Linked DNA regions of Homo sapiens: regions 1, 2, 3 and 4 are each linked to region 5. A link is a contact called in ENCODE Hi-C or POLR2A ChIA-PET data. All regions are on one chromosome and are shown on one strand. Each heading gives the region's core, a stretch centred on a gene start or an enhancer-like site at or near the end of the contact. The rest is flanking DNA. Distances are from core to core; before and after follow the strand shown. Region 1 holds the start of DENND6A (DENN domain containing 6A). Region 2 holds the start of SLMAP (sarcolemma associated protein). Region 3 overlaps LOC107986092 (a long non-coding RNA gene). Region 4 holds the start of ARF4 (ARF GTPase 4). Region 5 overlaps FLNB (filamin B).

Evidence for each region. A loop is a pair of places that touch in the nucleus more often than their neighbours do. ChIA-PET counts read pairs that join two places held with the same protein, here RNA polymerase II (POLR2A). Pooled maps may share reads with other maps.
Region 1: a loop to region 5 is called in a map of naive thymus-derived CD4-positive, alpha-beta T cell, with 13 times the contacts of the local background. The contact joins the promoter of DENND6A here to the enhancer-like site in region 5. A Hi-C loop is called at or near these places in 1 of 168 maps with a recorded cell type or tissue (naive thymus-derived CD4-positive, alpha-beta T cell), 2 of 37 single-sample maps with no recorded cell type and 8 of 50 pooled maps. POLR2A ChIA-PET finds 5 or more read pairs at or near these places in 1 of 52 experiments (Panc1).
Region 2: a loop to region 5 is called in a pooled map, with 5 times the contacts of the local background. The contact joins the promoter of SLMAP here to the enhancer-like site in region 5. A Hi-C loop is called at or near these places in 1 of 168 maps with a recorded cell type or tissue (chondrocyte) and 5 of 50 pooled maps. POLR2A ChIA-PET finds 5 or more read pairs at or near these places in 3 of 52 experiments (BJ, HEK293 and WTC11).
Region 3: a loop to region 5 is called in a map of breast epithelium, with 17 times the contacts of the local background. The contact joins two enhancer-like sites. A Hi-C loop is called at or near these places in 1 of 168 maps with a recorded cell type or tissue (breast epithelium) and 3 of 50 pooled maps. POLR2A ChIA-PET finds 5 or more read pairs at or near these places in 3 of 52 experiments (activated T-cell and activated naive CD4-positive, alpha-beta T cell).
Region 4: a loop to region 5 is called in a pooled map, with 8 times the contacts of the local background. The contact joins the promoter of ARF4 here to the enhancer-like site in region 5. A Hi-C loop is called at or near these places in 1 of 168 maps with a recorded cell type or tissue (HCT116) and 7 of 50 pooled maps. POLR2A ChIA-PET finds 5 or more read pairs at or near these places in 2 of 52 experiments (activated CD4-positive, alpha-beta T cell and activated T-cell).

Annotation. Positions count from the first base shown.
Region 1 is chr3:57,690,918-57,695,201 of GRCh38, reverse strand. It overlaps DENND6A (DENN domain containing 6A), which reads left to right and starts at 2,125. Exons shown (of 20, transcript NM_152678.3): 1 at 2,125-2,420. The coding sequence starts at 2,184. DENND6A-DT (DENND6A divergent transcript) reads right to left here and starts at 1,997. Exons shown (of 2, transcript NR_135550.1): 1 at 1,860-1,997; 2 at 1-1,386. RefSeq lists silencers at 2,126-2,225, 2,336-2,575 and an enhancer at 2,297-2,797.
Region 2 is chr3:57,754,563-57,758,569 of GRCh38, reverse strand. It overlaps SLMAP (sarcolemma associated protein), which reads right to left and starts at 2,261. Exons shown (of 25, transcript NM_001377540.1): 1 at 2,228-2,261; 2 at 721-2,022. The coding sequence starts at 918. RefSeq lists a silencer at 1,524-1,803 and enhancers at 1,351-2,252, 2,174-2,353, 2,384-2,663, 2,253-3,155.
Region 3 is chr3:58,460,979-58,465,120 of GRCh38, reverse strand. All of the region lies in intron 1 of LOC107986092 (a long non-coding RNA gene), which reads right to left. Among named protein-coding and RNA genes, the nearest start is that of KCTD6, 29 kb to the left of the region's middle. Within about 2 kb of position 1,377, at least 3 of the 41 ENCODE cell types and tissues checked have a DNase peak (open chromatin) inside an H3K27ac peak, as active enhancers do.
Region 4 is chr3:57,594,801-57,599,000 of GRCh38, reverse strand. It overlaps ARF4 (ARF GTPase 4), which reads left to right and starts at 1,657. Exons shown (of 6, transcript NM_001660.4): 1 at 1,657-1,927. The coding sequence starts at 1,861. It overlaps ARF4-AS1 (ARF4 antisense RNA 1), which reads right to left and starts at 1,212. Exons shown (of 2, transcript NR_132370.1): 1 at 950-1,212. It also overlaps a transcript of PDE12 not described here. RefSeq lists enhancers at 634-1,339, 854-1,413, 1,434-1,683, 1,694-1,763, 1,954-2,003 and 4 more.
Region 5 is chr3:58,033,184-58,037,074 of GRCh38, reverse strand. All of the region lies in intron 1 of FLNB (filamin B), which reads right to left. Among named protein-coding and RNA genes, the nearest start is that of FLNB, 27 kb to the right of the region's middle. RefSeq lists an enhancer at 1,708-2,207. Within about 2 kb of position 1,939, at least 6 of the 41 ENCODE cell types and tissues checked have a DNase peak (open chromatin) inside an H3K27ac peak, as active enhancers do.

The DNA of each region.
Region 1 (4,284 bases), core at 876-3,375, 340 kb after region 5:
CCTCTCAAGTAGCTGGAATTATAGGTGTGTGCCACCATGCCCAGCTAATTTTTAATTTTTTTTTAAGAGACGGGGCCTCCCTATGTTGCCCAGGCTGGTCTCAAACTCCTGGACTCACGTGATTCTACCGCCTCAGCCTCCCAACGTGCTGGGATTACAGGTGTGACCCACTGTGCTTGGCCACAACTGGTGTTTTGAGATCATTAATAATTAATAATGAAGTAGCATCTGGTAAAATGTGTACATTAGGATAGCTTAGCTTTTCCCAACAGTCAGTGAGGTGAGTTAGTAATCATCACTCTCATTTACCAGAAACTGGGTTTTGGAGCAGCTTGCCTACCACGATCGTGGTAGATTCTAGCTGGCACTAGAATCCAGAACTTTTGACTTCCACGCCAGTGTTCTTTCTAATACAAAAGGCTACTGTTCTTTCCTAATACTGGGTTTAGAGCCTTACTTGATCGCAGAATACAGTTTTTCCTCTTTTAACCACAGCAGTTCTCTGGAGTAGGATGGCAGGCTACTTTGGCCAAAGACTTGGCCTCTAACTTAAGTGCTGTCCCTAAGTTCATTTTTGTCTAAAGGAAGTCTCCAGCAAACGTCACTACTGATGTCTGTGCATACTTGACCACCTCCTTGAAAACAGGGACGCTAACACTTGCTCCAAAAAAAAATTCTAAGAATGTTAAGAGGGCAGTATTTGTCAAATGGAATGGATTTCACTGGGCAGTGCAGCAAAATGCTTAAGTTCTGCCGTGTTTTTTGTTTTGCGTTGTTTTTTAGAGACACAGTCGCGCTCTGTTGCCCAGGCTGGAGTGCAATGGCTGTTCGCAGGCGCGATCATAGCGCGCTGCAGCCTGGAACTCCTGCTCAAGCGATCCTCCTTGAACTTAGCCGGCCTCAGCTTCCCAAGAACCTGGGACTACAGGCGTGACACCTCGCTGGTTTACTCATTTTTCTGTTGAGGTATTATTGTGTGTTTCCTACTTTTACTATGCTATTTATACTCAACATAGTAGGTGCTGAATAAATACTAGTTAGTATCCTGGCTGGTCCAATACTCAGTAAAAACTGATCTCAGAATACGAAGCTGCTTGAGACCAGGCCCTTGCCCCAGTGTTCAGAGATCCACAGGTTGCTGTGGAGGCCAATCTGCCCAACCTGGAGTTCCAGAAAGGTCTGGGGATGTGTGTTGAGTGAGTCACAGACAGCCAAACTAAGAAAGGAGGAGGTGGTAGGGTGGGGAGGCCTTGCTGGAGAAGGAACAGGTGAGTGAATGCACAGATCTCTGAATCAGCAAACTGAATGAGTGAACCGCAAGCCGATATCGGAGTTGTCATACTTGTTGGGCTAGTCATGTAACCTCCAGGACCTCCATTTCCTTATCTGTAAAAAGAAATAAATAGTCTACTTATTTGCGATTATGTGAAGATTCAATAAGGTAATATTTGTAAGTATTCGCACTTGTACTTGGCATATCAACTGGCACAAAGTAAGCGTTCAATGTTAGCCACCGTCACCATTATGCGTTCATATATTTTATTTTTATTTTTTTGAGACGGAATCTCGCTCTGTCGCCCAGGGTAGACAGAATACAGTGGCGCAATCTCAGCTAACTGTAACCTCCTGGGTTCAAGCGATTCTCCTGCCTCAGCCTCCTGAGTAGCTGGGATCACAGGCGCGCTCCACCACGCCTGGCTAATTTTTTCGTATTTTTAGTAGAGACGGGGTTTCACCATGTTGGTCAGGCTGGTCTCGAACTCCTGACCTGATGATCCGCCCGCATCGGCCTCCCAAAATGCTGTGATTACAGGTGTGAACCACCGCGCCCGGCCTACGCTTTCATAATTTAATAATACCTTATAATAATTATGAACTGTGTCATTCCACGAATAATTTATTCCCTGGTCGTTGACTGCGAACGAGGTTGACAAGGATTCATAAACAGCCATTTCAGTCCCAAAGAGCTTTTAGACAAGGAAGCCAGGACCGGCTTCACAATCCGAGACAAGCGGCAGCGTGACGTCCCCACGTCCGCTCCCAGGGTCACGTGACCCGCAGCCCCGCCCGGACTGAGTGGGTCCCCAGCGGCTGCGACAGCAGCGTCTGCGCCTGCGCGGAGGCAAGCGCGCTCTGCGGCGCGGTCCGCTGTGGAGGCGGCGCGAACGGTCAGGGGGCGGCCGATGGCTTTGAGGGGCCCTGCGGGCTTGGGGCCCGGCTCTCGAAGGCCGTTGGACGAAGCGGTGGCAGGGGCCGAGGGCCGCGAGGCGCCGGCCCTTGTGGCGGCGGGAGGCGCGCCAGAGGACGATGAAGAGGACGATGGCCGTGGCCGGGGCCTGCTGCGCTGGGACAGCTTCTCCGCCTGGCTGCACTGCGTGTGTGTGGTGGGCTTCGACCTGGAGCTGGGCCAGGCCGTGGAGGTGAGGCCCGGCCCCGCCCTTTCTCGGCGCTCCTCCCCTGCGCCGGGGCGGCTGCAGCAAAGCCAGCGGCCCGCGGGCTGACCGGCCAGGACCCTGTCCGCGGCGCATCCGGGCGTGGCCAGTCTCCCCTCCCGCGCTCTTTCGGGCTGCGGTCCTACGGCACTTCCCGTGGGAGGATCTTGGGCTGCGGCTAGGGGTGAAAAGTTCTCTCTAGGCCCCTCCTAAATACTTGTTGATGTTCATCCTGTTCTTTCTTTATTTCTTTTAAACGCAGAGTCACAGAATTAACTAAAAGGGTTAGTAGCACCCACCCGGAGAAGCCCGCAGGCAGGATGTTTGTTTGGTACTTTTTCAAGAACAATGCCCATAACAGATGATGAACTCTAGTAGCCGAACTTGCACAACCAAGTTTTAAGGCTCAGATTGTTTTAGTCATTTGCAGTAACTGTTTGAGCGTTTCCCTCAGCCTGAGTCGAAATGCTTATCTCAGCACGCATTTTCTCCCTTTCCTCCTTTTGTGCCTCATTTCTGTTTTTTTTTTTTTTTTTTTTTGAGACGGAGTTTTTGCTCTTGTTGCTCAGGCTGGAGTGCAATGGCGCGATCTTGGCTCACCGCAACCTCTGCCTCCCGGATTCAGGCAATTCTCCTGCCTCAGCCTCCCGAGTAGCTGGGGTTACAGGCATGCGACCATGCCCGGCTAATTTTGTATTTTTAATAGAGACGGGGTTTCTCCATTTTGGTAAGGCTGGTCTCGAACTCCCGACTCAGGTGGTCTGCCCGCCTAGGCCTTCCAAAGTGGTGGGATTACATGCGTGAGCCACCGTGCCCGGCCTCATTTCTGTTATTTTTTTTTATGTTGCCTCTGGAACAGTTGGTGTGAAACTACTGTCAAGATGAATATAGGGAACATCATTTGCTTGTCAATCAGTCAACTTTTCCATTCTTATGTATGGCCCCTTACCGAAAGGCTTTAGAAACATCTATTCTTGACGTTGTTGAAGGTCTTTTTAGCATAAGGAATTGCTTGCTTTCATGTGTCCAAGGAAATTGTTATCAGAAGGGCGTTTGTTTAGACGTTTTGGTTTTGGTTTTTTTTTTTTTTTTTTTTTTTTGGTATTGGTGACAGATTTCGATTTCATTAATACTGTAGTGGCCTGGTTGACTAAGAAAATTGGCTAGGGGTAGTTTTCTTAATGCGAAGCTACTGCTTTCGTATTCGGCCTGCCTTCTGGATGTTTTATTATAACACAGTTCAGCGACATTAAGTTTCCACTAAGAACCAGGCATTATGTTAGTTGTGGAGCATACAAATAGGATGTGCTCTAATCTGTATTTGTAGATTGAGGCAATAATTTAGAGGAGAACCAAGAATTAATCATAGTAGCTGATAAGGCCAAATGCAGTGCCTGGCACCTAGTGGCATTCTATAAATACTTTTGATAGAATAGGTGAATATGTGAGCAATTCTTTATCTTATTAAAGTAAGAAAAACAGTTCCCAAAGATTTTGAGTAAGAGATTTATAAGCCATTTATTATTCACCTTGCCATGTTAACCTGAAGTTATATGTACAGCAAGATACAATTTAACCAGAAAGCATAAGAATGGGTTGTTGTAGTTGATTGTGTTTTTAAATAGCTAAAGGAGATTCTTTTGGATTCTCATTATTTGGGACATTCTTTATAACGTGAATATGTTTTTTGACCAAATAAACAGAAAATATATTTGAGATGCTGCAAAAATGTGAATTATTAAAGGACTTATTTTGAATTTCATTTTCCATAGTGTATGCCACTGTATAGAGTTTTTTCTAGGTCAGGAGTTCTTAACCTTTTGCTTCCTGGATCTTTTAAAAATATGAACAT
Region 2 (4,007 bases), core at 1,012-3,511, 280 kb after region 5:
ACACTAACTTTTGAATAGCACCTCTGTAAGTATGCATTAAGTACTTAATAAGTGCTGCAGGGAACATCAAAAAGTGATTTTCAAACGCAATATGTGTATGTTCTCCAACTTGTAAAAAAAACTCTGAAAATATATAAAGTTACAGTTGTTCATGCTTAATTAAATTAGCTTTGATTATTGCAAATTACTCCTCCAAGGGCAAGTATGTATCAAACCTTTCAAAAATCTTAGGTTTATATCAGCAATTATCCTTACTAGAAAGGTCCTGATCTGAACTCACCTAAAGCTATGTGTTAACTACATTTCACCACTAAGACACTTGAGCCCCGGGATAATAATGGCCACGGATTCCCCGAATTGCTTCGAGAACTGCTGCTTGCTTAATAAAGCGCTGAACTGTGAATTCACCTTTCTAAACAGACTAAAAGCAAGACGCCAAGTTTCACTATCTAGTTTGGGATTTCACTGGGAATGACCACGTTATCAAGATGCCATAGCCCTCCTGAGGCTTTTAATTACAATACCTTCTCTGTTTTCCATTCAACCACCTCAATCAAATTTCCACTAGAACCAGGCACACAAACAGTTGATTCGTGGCTTTGCGCAAAGCCTCCTCTGGATGCAAACCCTGGGATCCTGCATACATTAGTCCTCTCAGGGAGGGCAAAAGGGGAAAAAAAGTTTGTTAAACAATGCCGCTGGACAATGTGGTGACATTACCTTGCCCGTCTTGTGATCAAACCAGACGAGAGCGTGGTTCCTTGATAGCACTTTGCAATCAAAAGTGGCATTATTCTGCGCTGGTCGACAGCGGGCCACTGAGCGGCCGATTTTGATGGGCTCGTCCAGGTAGACATGACGCTCCTGAAACGGGTGCGAGTTCGGGCGGCAAGTGAAGATGGCCAAGGCTGACGGCATCGAGGATAGACTGGGGGTGTCTCTCCTACCAGGGACAAAGAGGAGTTCCTCCGGATCCGGACTGCCCTTCACAAGCCTATGCCCCTATCCCACCCAAAATTTTAAATTAACACAAACTGCACATTGTCTAAGCATAACCAGTGAACATCAACTCTTCACTTGGGTGGGAAGACAAGCCAGCGCAAGCCCCATCACCTCCTTTAAAACGCTGCAACGCCGTGATCACAAAAAGTCCCCAACTGGCAGCTTTCAGTCCATCTTCTTCTCTGGGAAGAAAAGGCTCAAACATCGGGCAGCTTCGGCCAAGAAAACTCCTGGAACACAGTTTGGGGACTGGAGGTATCCAAGCAGATGAGTCACACGCCAATTCTTGTGTTTGGTTTGAGATCGCGGCCGCTTTTCCCCCTTGGTGGCGGAAACGTTGCAGCACTGCAGCATGAATGAAGGGTCGGTTCGGCGCGGCCAGGAAAGTCCTTTTGGGCCGAAGGAAGGTGTGGCTGGGCACCTCTGGGCAGCCACCGCCAGTCCTCGCCCGGAGTGAAGGGGCGAGAGGTGACGGAGACGGAGGGGCTCTAGACGGCCGGCGGGACAGTCTGCATCGCCCCTGCTGAGCGGAGGCCGCCCCGGGAAGGGGGACGCGGTCCCCGGCCTGGCACGATCCGAGACGGCGGTGGCTGAGGTTCTCCGCGCGAGGCGTGGAGGCCGGCGGGGCGCGGGCAGTGGCCAAGTCGGGACTCCTGGGCACCTGGCGAGCGTCCCCGCGACCAGGGCGGGGACCCGGCTCCGCAGGCCGGTGCGGACCGAGCGAGGCGCGACACCGGGAGGCTCGAGTTCCCAGGCGGCAGGAAGTTGGTCCCCGGACGCCTAGGCTTCTGGGCCGCCGCTCAGCACATGGGCCGCCTCCCCTCAGGGTCGCCCCCGCGAGGGTCGCATCTCAGGGACGGCAGCCGCAGCTCCCGGCGGACGAGAAGGTGGGGGAGGGAGACTGGCCCGGAGGTTGGGGAGAGGCCTTGAGGCCCCGGGCTGGATCCGCCGCAGCCTCCACCGATCGCGGCCGATGGGGCAAGCTCAAGCTGCGCCCGACGAGGCAGGAAACTTTCCGACCTGGTGGGGAAAACATCAAAACAAACGGCCGTCAGGCGCCTCAGCCCGCCCGCCTCAGCCGTCGCCCCCTCCAGCCAGACCCCCGCCAGCCCACACCGCTAGGCACGACCTCCGCCGACCTCTCCGCAAGCAGGCTACGAGGATTTGGAGCCAGGACGCCACGACGGGTCCTACCTCCCTAGCCGCCACCACCGCCTCAGCTTACCTTGCCAGCGCCGGCCGCCATAGTGACTCTGACTGAAACCTACCCGGTGCACCGCCACGGGAACGCGCACCCTTCAAGGGCCCTCCTACCCCCTCTCCCGCGCCGTAGTCCAGGAATGTCACGTGAACGACGCCACGGAAGCCGTGTTGGTAGAGGGCAGAAAAAAGGGCAAGGTAATTTTTAACGGGCCTCCAGGCGCCATCTTAGTTAAGGGCTGGAAGCTTCAAACCTCGGGACAACCTTAACGACCATTTTGGTTAAGGGCAAGAACAATTTGCGCCGTAGAAGGTTTTTCAAACAAACAGTGCCACCTTCTTATTTTATCTACTTAGCAAGGGGGTGCCAACTTTTACTAAATTTTATTCTGTTTAATTCTCGATGAAAATACTAGCGAGCAAAAGAACAGACCCAGCCAAAGGAGATGGTCATTAGCAGCCATCTTAGCTGTGGGCAACACAGTCACCCGCAGCTACCTTAAGTGTGAGCCGCCAAACTCCCTGAAGTCTTAGGATTTGTGCACCTAACAGAAGGACCATTCTCCCCTCTGCTAAATTCGTTATGTTTTCTTCCCGGAAAAAAAAAATCTTAGTTCCCGCATTCCATTTCGAATGACAGTCTTTCTCACTGAACCTATTATGTGCCCCCAGGGCTCCTGCGCGGATTCTTCCACAGAAGGAGCGTCCAGAAAGTTTAAAATCATGTTTCTTCCAAAGAGAGATTGAATAATTTCCAAAGTGAAAAAAGAGGGTATTTCCCCCACTTACAATATCAAGATGAGGAGTCATTGGTCTAAAGAAGGAAGACTTTGCAAGGGCTAAATGAAAACTTTAAGAAAAAATAGTGAGAAGGAGACTTACTCATTTAGAATCAAAGGTGACTTCATTCTTCAGATTCCTGCAATAACAGGCTCCACCACTGTGTGACCTTAAGCAAGTTTCTAAACTTTTTCAAGCCTCTTTTTTCTCATGGATGACATGTTAATAATAGTTAATTCACTTGATGTGGTGAGACTTCAAAATGTTAATCCATGTTGTTCAATAAAGAGTAGCAATTAGGCCGGGCGCGGTGGCTCACGCCTGTAATCCCAGCACTTTGGGGGGGCCGAGGCAGGCGGATCACCTGAGGTCGGGAGTTTGAGACCAGCCTGACCAACATGGAGAAACCCCGTCTCTACTAAAAATACATAATTAGCCGGGCGTGGTGGCGCATGCCTGTAATCCCAGCTACTTGGGAGGCTGAGGCAGGAGAATCACTTGAACCCGGGAGGCGGAGGTTGCGGTGAGCCAAGATCGCGCCATTGCAGTCCAGCCTGGGCAACAAGAGTGAAACTGTCTCTCCAAAAAAAAAAAAAAAAAGAAAGAAAGAAAGAAAAAGTAGCAGTTATTCATCTCAATACTTATATAGACAGTTTGGCCGTGTCCTAGGTTTTTGCTGGGCCCTGGGGACACATAACTGAACCAAACTTCAATTCCTGCCTTCTGAGATCATAACGGTATTGTGGGTTAGAAATGAGGGTAGGGAGTGACAAACATGAAATTGATGTAATCAGGGCTAAGATAGAGGCAGGCACTAGCTGCCCAAGGGGTCAGGGATGGTCTGGGAGAAGTAACTGAACTGAATGAAGGAAGATAGGAAAACCACAATAAATATGGTATTCGCTGAATGGTTTCATGAATTTCCACAAACACGGATAGCAAGGAAAAGAAGGAGCCTACTTGAAACAGTGCACCAATGTGCCGGCACATAATAGTGGATAAATAAGTATTTGATGCATGAATGA
Region 3 (4,142 bases), core at 128-2,627, 430 kb before region 5:
TTCCCATAATCCCCACATGTCATGGGAGGGACCAGGTGGAGATAATTCAATCAGAGGCAGTTACCCTCTTGCTGTTCTCATGATAGTGAGTGAGTTCTCACGAGATCTGATGGTTTTATAAGGGGCTTCCCCCTTTGCTCAGCATTCACTTCTTTCACCTGCCACCGTGATTGTAAGTTTCCTGAGGCCTCTCTAACCACGTGGAATTGTGAATTAATTAAATCTCTTTTCCTTATAAATTACCCAGTCTCAGGTATGTCTTCATGGCAGCATGAAAACAGAATAATAGTCTGCTTCAAGTTACTGTACATGTTCAACATTAATAAAATAACATTTCTGGCTGGGCACAGTGGCTCATGCCTGTAATCCCAGCATTTTGAGAGGCCAAGGCAGGTGGATCGCTTGAGCCCAGGAGACCAGCCTGGGCAACATGGCAAGACCCCTGTATCTACAAAAAAAAAAAAAAAAAAAGAAAAGAAAAAATTAGCCAGGAGTTGTGGCACGTGCCTGTGGTCCCAGCTACTTGGGAGGCTGAGGTGGGAGGATCACTTGAGCCCAGGAGGTGGAGGTTGCAGTGAGCCAAAATTGTGCCAATGCATTCCAGCCTGGGGGGGAGAGAGTGAGACCCTATCTTAAAATAAATTTAAAAAATCAAATAACATTTCTGTGTGGTTAATTTAAACTAGTCATTTATCTATTGGCATTGATTCAATTACTTTTAAAAAGGAATATACACACTATTATAATATAGTTCTTTTTCACACACACCCAGAGATAATGTGATGAAATCTTGCCTCCCTAAATATAAGAACAAAACATAAGACTGGTATAATCGTTCAGAGAGACATTAACACCAATGCTATAAGTCAGTTCTAATGTATTTAATAAAACGGCTTTCCTTTAGTCAAAAAAAATTTTTTAATCTAGTGAAGTAATCAGCATCGAAATGTTTGGGACACTGAGAAGTGTCTCTTTTGTGCCTGGAAATAGGTGTTTTATTCATCCTCTGGAAGTTTACAGTACAGTGTGTGGGCGAAGCTTTCTGGACAACCTGTCCCTCTGTCAGCTTTTTGCCTCTGCAAAGCCAAAATGTGGGTTCTGTGTCTGAGTATTGCAACCCACAAGAAACGTGGCTAAGGCCAGAAAACATAAGTGTGAATACTTTTGGAAGGCTGCGCATCTCATGAGTCACATGGGAGCAGCCCCGACCGTGGTTTGTGCACCTTCTGCCCTAGCAGCTGCCAGTCAAGCGAAGAGGCGACCTCTAGGGGTGAGCCTGGGCAACAAAATAGTCACCTTCCCCTGGGAAAGCGAATGTGGGGATCCACCTTTAGGAATTCCCTTTTCTAAAAAGCTACGCCTCTAAAGCTTTCAAAAATGAAATTCTATCAATAAGGTACCAGAAGTAACCAAATGGACCCATGTGTGTGCCTGCGTGTGTACGCATGCGTGCATGCCCATATAAACTGAGTATCAGTAGGAGCAGGAAACTAGTATCCGTGCTGGCCTCCTGGGAGGGGAACCGCATAAAGGAGATGGGGACAGCAGGGAAACTCACTTTCCCCTCCCCTCAACTTTTATTATGAAAAACTTTCAAACAGAAAAGTTGAGAGAATAGTGCAATAAATTCCCGCATACTCAGCGCCTAGATTTCATGTGGTTAGCATGTTTGTATTTGCTTTATCTCTATACTCGTTTGTCCGACTTCTCTTAGACTCACCTTTCACAGTAAAGTCTTTGGACCCTTTCAACTGTATACTGTGTGTATGTCATCTATCCAAATAAGTTTATTAATAATTAATAGTAACCACCTCTGAGAGGCGTTGTGAGGGAGGGTTAAATTAAATGAGGAGAAGGGCATAAAATACCTGGCGCAGCGCCAAGCACATTGCTCAAGAAATGCTGTGGTGGCTCTCAGATTTCCCTTCATTCATTCTTAGGTCCCACAGTAAACTCAGCACCTTTGATTTCATCTGAGTCTTTTCCCAAGCCAGCCCTCTTTCCCCAAGCCAGCCCTCTTTCCCCTTTTCCACCCCTCTCTCAACTTCTCTATGGCTCCCGGCAGGCGCAGAGTAAAAGGGATCATCACACCCTGCAGGAAAGCGGCAGGGCCTCCAGACAACACTTACAGGCAGACCACTGGGCTGGAGGAGGCCTAGGCGGCCATGACTCTTAACCCTTCCCTGGCTGCTCCTAGAAAATGGCTTCATGCCTACAAATAGCCACCCTTTCTCATGGCCTCTCTTGTAATAGGTTTGGCAATTTTCTGATGTCAGAAATACATAAGTACAAAATATTAAAATAATATAAAATAAGGCCGGGCACAGTGACTCACGCCTGTAATCCTAGAACTTTGGGAGGCCGAGGCAGGTGGATCACGAGGTCAGGAGTTCAAGACCAGCCTGGCCAAGATGGTGAAACCCCGTCTCTACTAAAAATACAAAAATTAGCCGGGCACGGTGGCAGATGCCTATAACCCCAGCTACTCGGGAGGCTGAGGCAGGAGAATAACTTGAACCCGGGCGGCACAGGTTTGACAGAGTGAGACTCTGTCTCAAAATAAATAAATAAATAAATAATATATATAAAATATAAAATGTAAGTATGTGGTAAAAACCAAGAAGAGATGCTAACTGTATCTCTAAATATATCATATAATATGTATGTGCAGTATAATATACATATATTAATATACTACACTACACATAATATGTGTTAACATATCTATGTTTCATCACATAATATAACATAAATATACAATATAATTCAATATGTGGTAAAAATTAAAAAAAAAAAAAGTAGAGATTCGGCCAGACGTGGTGGCTCACACCTGTAATCCCAGCCCTTTGGGAGGCTGAGACAGGTGGATCACCTGAGGTCGGGAGTTCAAGACCAGCCTGACCAACATGGTGAAACCCCGTCTCTACTAAAAATACAAAATTAGCCAGGTGTGGTAGCGGGTGCCTGTAATCCCAGCTACTCGGGAGGCTGAGGCAGTAGAATCGCTTGAACCCAGGAGGCAGAGGTTGCGGTGAGCCAAGGTCGCGCCATTGCACTCCAGCCTGGCCAATAAGAGTGAAATTCTGTCTCAAAAAAAAAAAAAAAAAAAAGGTAGAGATGCTATGCTATGTCTCTCTTTCTTGTTCTCTATACACATGTATATTCAACATACAGAACATGTATATAACACGTTACATATGTGTATATTATATTACATATGCTATCTATCACACATATGTATATGTATCATAGGAAAAAGCAACTCTTTTTACTCTATATACTCACACCCTCAGTACTTTACTTCTGACATCAGATGTGTGGGTTTTTTCCAACACATCAATTCTCTGGCAGACACCAATTGGGTGTCCTACAATTAATTCAATTTTGACACCAGTTAGAGTTAGTGCAAACCCCACAGGTTAAGGGCTCAGTCCCACAAGGCTGCCCCCACTTCAGATGCTGGTTGCAAGTCCCAGGTTGTCACTTGTACTTCTGACCAACCAACTACAAATCGGGATTCCCTTCCTCAGGTTTGACACTTTGCTAGGGTGGCTTATAGAACTCCGAAAACACTTATGTTTACCTGTTTATTATAAAGGATATCACAAAGGATGGAGATGAACAGCCAGATGAAGAGGTACATAGGGCAAAGTGTTGGGTGACCATACCCCAGCACTTCCACCCATTCAGCAACCTGAAAGCTCTCCAAAGCCCACAGTTTTATAAAGGCATCATCATATGGGCATGATCAATTATTAACTCAATCTCCAGCCCACTCACCTTCCCAGAGGATAGGGAGTGGAGCTAAAAGCTCCAAACTTCTCATCATGGCTTGGTCTTTCTGGAGACCGGCCCCCATCCAGGAACCCACCAAGAGTCACCTCATTAGGACAAAAGATGCTCCTATCACCCAGGAAATTCCAAGGGATTAGGAGCTCTGTGGAACGAACTGGGGTCAAAGACCAAATATTAGAACAAAAGATACACCTAGCACCTCTATCGCTCAGGAAATTACAAGGGTTTTCAGAGCTCTGTGCCAGGAACTGGGTCGAAGACCAAAATATATTTCTTTTTTTTTTTTTTTTTTTTGAGACGGAGTCCTGCTCTGTTGCCCAGGCTGGAGTGCAGTGGCGGGATCTCGG
Region 4 (4,200 bases), core at 408-2,907, 440 kb after region 5:
AACTTTGGCAAAATTAACTTTCTAAATTAACTGAGGCCTGTCTCATATTTTGGGGGTTCACAAAAGGATACAAGAAGGTCTTGTCACTTAGCAAGCTTCCAAAATGCAATTTTGAGTTATTCAACTGCTAAGCAACTCTTTACATGTATCTCCAATGCAAAGGAGGGTACTTCTGAGTAAAGAAGTTTTTGGGGTTTTTTTGTTGTTGTTGTTTGTTTTTTTAAGACAGTCTCGCTCTGTCGCCCAGGCTGGAGTGCAGGGGCGCGATCTCCGCTCACTGCAACCTCCGCCTCCCGGGTTCACGCCATTCTTCTGCCTCAGCCTCCGGAGTAGCTGGGAGTATAGGCACCCGCCACCACGCCCGGTTAATTTATTCTATTTTTAGTAGAGACTGGGTTTCACCGTGTTAGCCAGGATGGTCTCGATCTCCTGACCTCGTAATCTGCCCGCCTCGGCCTCCCAAAGTGCTGGGATTACAGGCATGAGCCACTATGCCCGGCCAGAAGTTTTTGCTTTTAATTGCCCAGGGCCACTCCTAAGAAATAACAGTCTCTGAAGGGTAGATAAGGTAGTGCTACCAAGAGAAGCGTTACTCAGCAAGCCTTCAAAAATATAAAAATAACTTACTGTTTCTGAAAGTTTGCAAGTTTTTCTTATTCAACCCCATCCTATGGAAATATACCAGTTGGAATAAGCAACTACAGAACCACATAGGACGGCACTACTAGAAAAATAGATTAAATCTTTATCCTGGCAATGAGTCTAATACATTTATCATTGCTGTGAATTTTAAAAGGTGTAGCAGGCCGGGCGCGGTGAGTCACCGCGCCAGGCCCGATCATAAACACTTTTAAAGTGAAGAGGCTTTCCGCTTCCTCAACATAAGGAGTAAATCTTTAATGCTGCTTCTAGGAAAAAAAGTACAAGAAAAGCAAGACTTCCTCCTTGCCTTCTCTTTAAAAAGCAACAGCCGATGAACACGTGTTGGAGCGCTCTCGCCTTGACAGAATTAGAGATCTTCAGAATCACTTGGCGTGGTGGTCGAAGCGTCTAGCCCTAGCTCATTAGGGTGCCACAGTTTCTCGGCCCACAAGTCAGCTTTTAACCACTTTTCTCCGCAAAAGACCGGACCGGTCTTCATGCGTCAACTAAAGCAAGCGTCTGGTCCCGTGTGTGAAACGTGTAAGTTCATGGCATCAGGGAATACCCATCGCGCGTACCGTAATAGAAGAGGGCGAGGTTCCTCACCTAACCCATAATGCTCAGCTCGCCTTTCCGGAAGCAAGGACTATCACCCCGACAATACCTTCATCCGGGCGGAAGCGTCTCACCCTGAGTCTGATTTGGCAGTGACGAAGCGAGGTATTGTGGGACTTTGTCCGTCTCCCAGTACGCATGTGCCTCAGCCGGCCTCTCCCGGCTCCTGGGGCCACGTCCGGGCGGTGGCGCCGTCGAGAGATGCTCGTCAGCGAAACTGGCCAATCCCCTGCAGGCGCAAGCGCAGTGGCTCGGGCGCACCGGAAGCGCAGGGGGATGGGGCGGCGGTGACGCGATTCTGTCCGCGTTGGAGGGGCCGGGCCGCTGCTGGAGTCGCCGCGGCCGCCGCGTGACGTGGCACAGCCAGAGCCTAAAGGCTAGAGCCGGAGCTGCCGCGCCAGTCGCCTAGCAGGTCCTCTACCGGCTTATTCCTGTGCCGGATCTTCATCGGCACAGGGGCCACTGAGACGTTTCTGCCTCCCTCTTTCTTCCTCCGCTCTTTCTCTTCCCTCTCGTTTAGTTTGCCTGGGAGCTTGAAAGGAGAAAGCACGGGGTCGCCCCAAACCCCTTCTGCTTCTGCCCATCACAAGTGCCACTACCGCCATGGGCCTCACTATCTCCTCCCTCTTCTCCCGACTATTTGGCAAGAAGCAGATGCGCATTTTGATGGGTGAGTGAGGGGCTGCGAGTCAGGCGGGACCTGGGAAAGGCAGGGTCTCCACAATTGGGGTGGCCTCTGGGCCTGTTTTTTTCCTCCGCCCGCTGTGGTGGGGGAGGGGCGCCGGGTCGGGGGTCGGAAGGAATTCTTAAGGGGGAACAATGGAGCGGAGGGTGAGCGATCCCCCCCGCCCCCGATCTGTCGCCAGACGAGACAGGGACAGGGCTTCGGGCAAGATTTCTTTCTGGACTCGGCTTTTTCTCCTTGATCTTATTGAAAGCTGGACAACATTGGGCAGAGATGTGGGGAAAGCCAACTCTGGGAAGCAAACACTTGGCGAGGCCCTTTCTGGGGGTGCGATCTGCATACCTTCTTGCCCGGGTGTGGACAGCGGTCAGGAGGGAGGCAGAGCAACTCCAGCCTTTTCCCTCCCCTTCTGCGTTTCGTGTACAGTCCCTGCATACTCCATTGGTATGTAAGCCAGCGGCCACCCGGAGCCTGGAGCCGCCCGGGGCAGGAAGTTGCGGTGGCCAGGGAGCACCCAAGGTTTCCGAAGAGTCTGGAGTCCTTCAGCGCTCACTTTGCTAAACTTGGCCTTGCGCTGGATTCCGTTTCAAGTTTTTCGCTCCTTGTTAATCTCATTCTCCGAAAACTGAGCTTATCTTCTATTTCTTTGACTATTTTCAAAAACTTTAAATGTGTTTGGTTTATTCTCCTAGGTTTTTAAGCTTATTTTTAGGCGGTCTAAGGTCTAATGCAAAAAAATTTTAGAAACGAATTTTTAAAAAATACCTGATAAATTTTCAAGTAACTGAACATCATGACGCTGAATTTTATGGTAGTCTTGTTAAATAGTAACTACAATTTTTTTAAAATTTCTTTTTAGAAAGTTGACTTTTTAAAAACTACTTTTTAGGGGGCGTGTTTTTGCTCAGCTGAGGGAGAAGGGCTGTCAGTTGGCTGAAGTAAGCAACCGCTCCCGGTTACTGTAAGCAGTCTACATCACAGCTGAGCTCCATGGACTAGAATAACGCTGAAAGAAGCCCCTCTAACTTTGAACGTTGAAACTTGTTGGTTCATTAGCTTGTTTTCTACCGGAGGAGGTTTTATTTTTCTCTTCCTTTTTTTTTTTTGCAGACGGAGTTTTGCTCTTGTCACCCAGGCTGGAGTGCAGTGGCGCAATCTCGGCTCACTGCAACCTCCACCTCCCGGGTTCAAGAGATTCTCCTGCCTCAGCCTCCCGAGTAGCTGGGATTACAGGCATGCAACACCACGCCTGGCTAATTTTTTGTATTATTAGTAGAGACGGGGGTTTCACCACGTTGGCCAGTCTGGTCTCGAACTCCTCACCTCAGGTGATCCACCCACCCAGGCTTCCCAGAGTGCTGGGATTACAGGCGTGAGCCACCGCGCCCGGCCGGAGGTTTTATTTTAGAGCTGTACTACCATCAAAACTTGCAAACACAAGCTTCTGTAATATTTCAAGGTATATAAAGAGTAACAGTATATACATTGGCTCATGTTTATTTTCCTCTTAGCGTACTTACACTTTGTGAATCAATTGTTTATGAGTCATTCATAAAGTATTTTTTCTTTCAAAGTTTCTTAGATTTCCTTTGTCAAGAGGACAGAATTATTTTAGGAGGGCAAGCATATTTAAGTTTTCAGTGGCTGAAAGTTGGCAGTCTGAAAAAGGATCGGAAGTTAATGGGAGGACTTCGGACTGTGATAAATGAATTTCCAGTCTGTTCGTTAAAGAGATTTAACAATATATGGTTATGTTCCAGAACACATAGTATATTGGTCTTTTTACTTAAGATTTATTGTAAATGAATTGCTATTTTTCAATTCCTTAGTCTTTTGTGATTGATGAAAGTATCAGAGGGGCAAGGAATATAGAAGTATGCTACCAGCATTTTCATATATTTACTATATTGGGAGGCATTTCCCTCCACCCCAAAAAATGATTCGAAGAAAATGGGAGAGAAAAAATATTTAAGTTTCTGCATTTGTGTGGAGGATTTAGGAGTTACTTGTTTTTAATGTTTTATTACTCAGGCATGCTATCGTTTTGCACTTTAATTTTGGGATAATCAGTTTTCCTTGACTAAAAAACACTTCAGTCACAAGATCGACATTTATGGTAACTCATCAAAGGAAGTATCAACGTACGAGGGAGATATGTGCATGAACAGGGAAAAAGGTGGTTTGGAAGTTTGATAATTCTTACATTTTTCTGTCTGGCTTTATGAGTGACTGACAGCAAAAATAATAGATCACTTTTA
Region 5 (3,891 bases), core at 690-3,189:
AAAAAAAAAAAAAAAAGACTCTAATGTCAAGTCTGGGCCCAGTGGGAAAGAACATCATATCAACTGACCAGCAATGTTTGTCATGAAGAGAAGAAAGTATAGCCGGGGTGCTATTTGATGACCCTGATTCTGGCTCAGTCTTCAACGTTTACAGGTGAGAAACTGAAACTGCCTTTGCAAAAATTATAGACAGTGAAAGAGGTCAGACCTAACCGACTCCATCTTGCTTCTAACCTTTAGGCTGTCCTTGTTCATTCCTGGGCATAGGCCAAACTAACCTTGGGAATGAATTTAGTTTATGGTTTCACTCTGAAAAAAAACTGCTAATAGCCCTTTCCCAAAAAGACCCTCTTCTTGCCTTGGGAGCAGTCTGCCTTTGTAGGACTAACAAATTAGCTACAAGATTAGAAATTAAGGTTTAGGGGTCAGAAACTGCAAGAGTCTGAACCTCCACAAATTGCTTCTGGAGATAACATCACTACTGTAAAACTTAACATCAGTGCTTGAGATAGTTTGCAGACCCTGCACTCCATGGATCAGCTGACACCTCCCAGAGCGGTAATCTGGCTCAACCAGTTCTGCCATCCCACCCAGGAACAGAAGACAGCAAGAAAACGTCACTTCGACCCCCTGTGACTCCATCTCCAACTTGACCAATCAGCACTCCCCACTTCCTGAGCCCCTACCTGCCGAATTATCTTTAAAAACTCTGATCCCAAATGCTCGGGAGACTGATTTCAGTAACAATAAAATTCTAGCCTCCCACACAGCTGGCTCTGGGTGACTTACTCTTTCTCCATTGCAATTCCTCTGTCTTGATAAATCAGCTCCGTCTAGGCAGCAGGCAAGGTGAACTCGTTAGGTGGTTACAAAACTGGGGTCCAAAGCCCCAGAGCTGACGAAGAGCACAGTCAGAATAAAGAAACAGGTATCCTGAGTCCACGTCCTTCTCATTCTGTGCTCTAGGGTCCTCTTTCATCTGAATCAGCAGCATTTACAGCCATGGAGTCATTATAAAGAAAAGCAAATCTGTCCTAAGTCTTGAGTCAATTAATTAAGGAGTTTAAATGTATGGGTCCAAAACAATTAAGCTTTGTGGAATAAGAGCCCGGGTGAGCTCACCAGTGAGAGAAGGATGGTCTCATTTGAAAGTACATCTCTGTAGAAAGTTAATTCCAATAAAAATCTTTCCCATGCTGCCGCCCCAGGCCGAGAATGTTGTACTGAGCCAAACTTCACACGTAGCTGACTGATCCATCCAGCAAAGAGTGGTCTCCTTTAGCTAAGGCCGTGATCAAGAGGCATTCTGTCCAACTAGGAATTCTCAAAACTTCCACTTTCCTCCTAGCAGAACCTTCCAATCTGGAATCACACTCACAATGACTGAGGCTGCTGGCTTGTCCGAAGTCCAAGCCCTATAACCACGGATCTTTTTTTAGTTTTTAATTGGGGAGAGTCACTGTGGTTGAGCTACATTTTCCTCTCCTTCAACATGGACCCTGGAAGGCAATCAAACCCCTTATTTCTCACACATTCATTATTTCTTTCAACTCTTCCTCTTAAAAAAGTTGGGGGTGGGGTACATGTTGCGTTCCCTAAACCACCATTCTGCCCCCTCTTCAGATGGAAATCCCTCAAGTCTACAGACTGAGGCTCACAAATGAAGTTACCTGATATTTTAAGAGGCATGGAAATTACACCACTTAAATTTGAAGTCAGATTTTATTTCATATCCAAGTCTAAGTAACAGCTTTTAATTACATAGACAGCTTAAAAGAAACCTCAAGCACTCTGCAATTTACGTGTATTTTGGGTTTGGTTTTGTTTTTGTTTTCCTGTTTGATCTGCCTGTGAGGTGAAGAGGTAATCTCACTTCACAGATGTGGACAAGGGGATTACCCTAAGTCACACAGCCTGTGACACCAGGGTTTCATCAAACAAAGGGGCTTTCTAAAGAATAAATGGCAACCTAGTGACACAGGAAGCCACGTGAAACACCTCCTTGAGGTCCACTCCACCAATCCTCTGCAATGTCCCCAATTTCAGGTAGAACATGTGATCTAGGACAAGCCAGTCCCAAGAGTCATTCCCAAGAGTCAAACACCCTTGCCAGTGGTGGGCTGAGATGTGAGCAGGTGACATAGGCTGGTCCAATCACAGTGAACCTCAGGGCTTTCCTGGGACTGCTGGGATCAGGGCCCGCCTTCTTCCTCTGGGAGGTGTGGGGTGTGGCTGCGGGCCTGGGACTGCTACACCCACCCGTCTGTGGAGAGACAACAGAATCAGAGAAGCAGAGCCAAGGCTCTCTGATGCCCTGGAGACTTCCAGGTCCAACTGCCTGCCTACCCCTTGACTTTTCAGTTACGAGAGCCAATGAGCTCCCTTTTTGGATAAACCAGGATTAGGTAGGTTTCCCATGACTTGGAACCATATACATCCTAATGGATACATTTATATTCAAAGTCTTTCTCTACTGCTTCCTGGCTGTGCCACAAGTTACTAAACCTCTCAGTGCCTCGGTTTCCTCATTTGTAAAATGGTGGAGTGTTAGAATGAAGTGCGATACTTGGTGTAAAAACCAACTGAGAACAGTCTCTGGCCTGTAGCAGGGATTCGCTTACCACTGCACTCCAGCCTGGGCGACTAGGGCGAAACTCTCAAAAAAAAAAAAAAATTGTCTTTAAAAAACAGAACCTTTTTGTGGCTAGGATGTGCAAGAACTGGAGCTCTCAAACACTGCTCGTGGAAATGTAAAACAATACAACCACTTTGGGAAACAGTTTGGCAGTTTCTTGAACAGTTAAACGTACACCTATGATGTATGATCCTAACATTCCACTCAGAAAAATAGAAATATACATCCATACAAAGAGTAGTAAAAGATGTTCATGATAGCTTTATTTAGAAACCACCCGGCCAGGCGTGGTGGCTCACACCTATAATCCCTGCACTTTGGGAGGCAGAGGTGAGCGGATCGCCTAAGGTCAGGAGTTCGAGACCAGCATGACCAACATGGTGAAACCCCGTCTCTACTAAAAATACAAAAATTAGCCAGGTGTGGTGGCAAATGCCTGTAATCCCAGCTACTCAGAAGGCTGAGGCAGGAGAATTGCTTGAACCCGGGAGGTGGAGGTTGCAGTGAGCCAAGATCACACCACTGCACTCCAGCCTGTTCAACAGAGTGAGACTCCGTCTCAAAAATAAATAAATAAATAAGAAACCACCCAAATGTTATCAACAGAAGGATGTATAAACAAAATGTAGTATATCCATACAATGGACTACTACTCAGCAATAAAAAGGAATAGGACTATTGACACATGCAACAAGGATGAATTTCAGAATAACTATGCTAGAAGAAGCCAGACAAAAAGAGTACATACTGGCAGGGCGTAGTGGCTCATGCCTGTGATCCTAGCACTTTGGGAGGCCAAGGCGGGTGATCACCTGAGGTCAGGAGTTCGGGACCAGCCTGGCCAACATGGTGAATCCCCATCTTTACTAAAAATACAAAAATTAGCTAGGCATGATAGCATGTGCCTGTAATCCCTGCTACTCGGGAAGCTAGGGCAGGAGAATCACTTAAATCTGGGGAGATGGAGGTTGTAGTGAGCCGAGGTCGCACCACTGCACTCCAGCCTGGGTAACAGAGTGAGACTCTTGTCTCAAAAAAAAACAAAACAGCATACTATATGATTCCATTTATATAAAAGGCTAAAAGATGAAAACTGACTGATAATGACAGAAAGCAGATCAGTGAATGCTTGAGCATGGGTGTGGAAGACATGGAGAGATAAAAGGCAAGAATTACAAAGAGGCACAAGGAAACTTCTGGGGCTGGATAGGGAGGTTCGCTGTCTTGATTATGGTGATGGTTTCCTGATGTGTGAG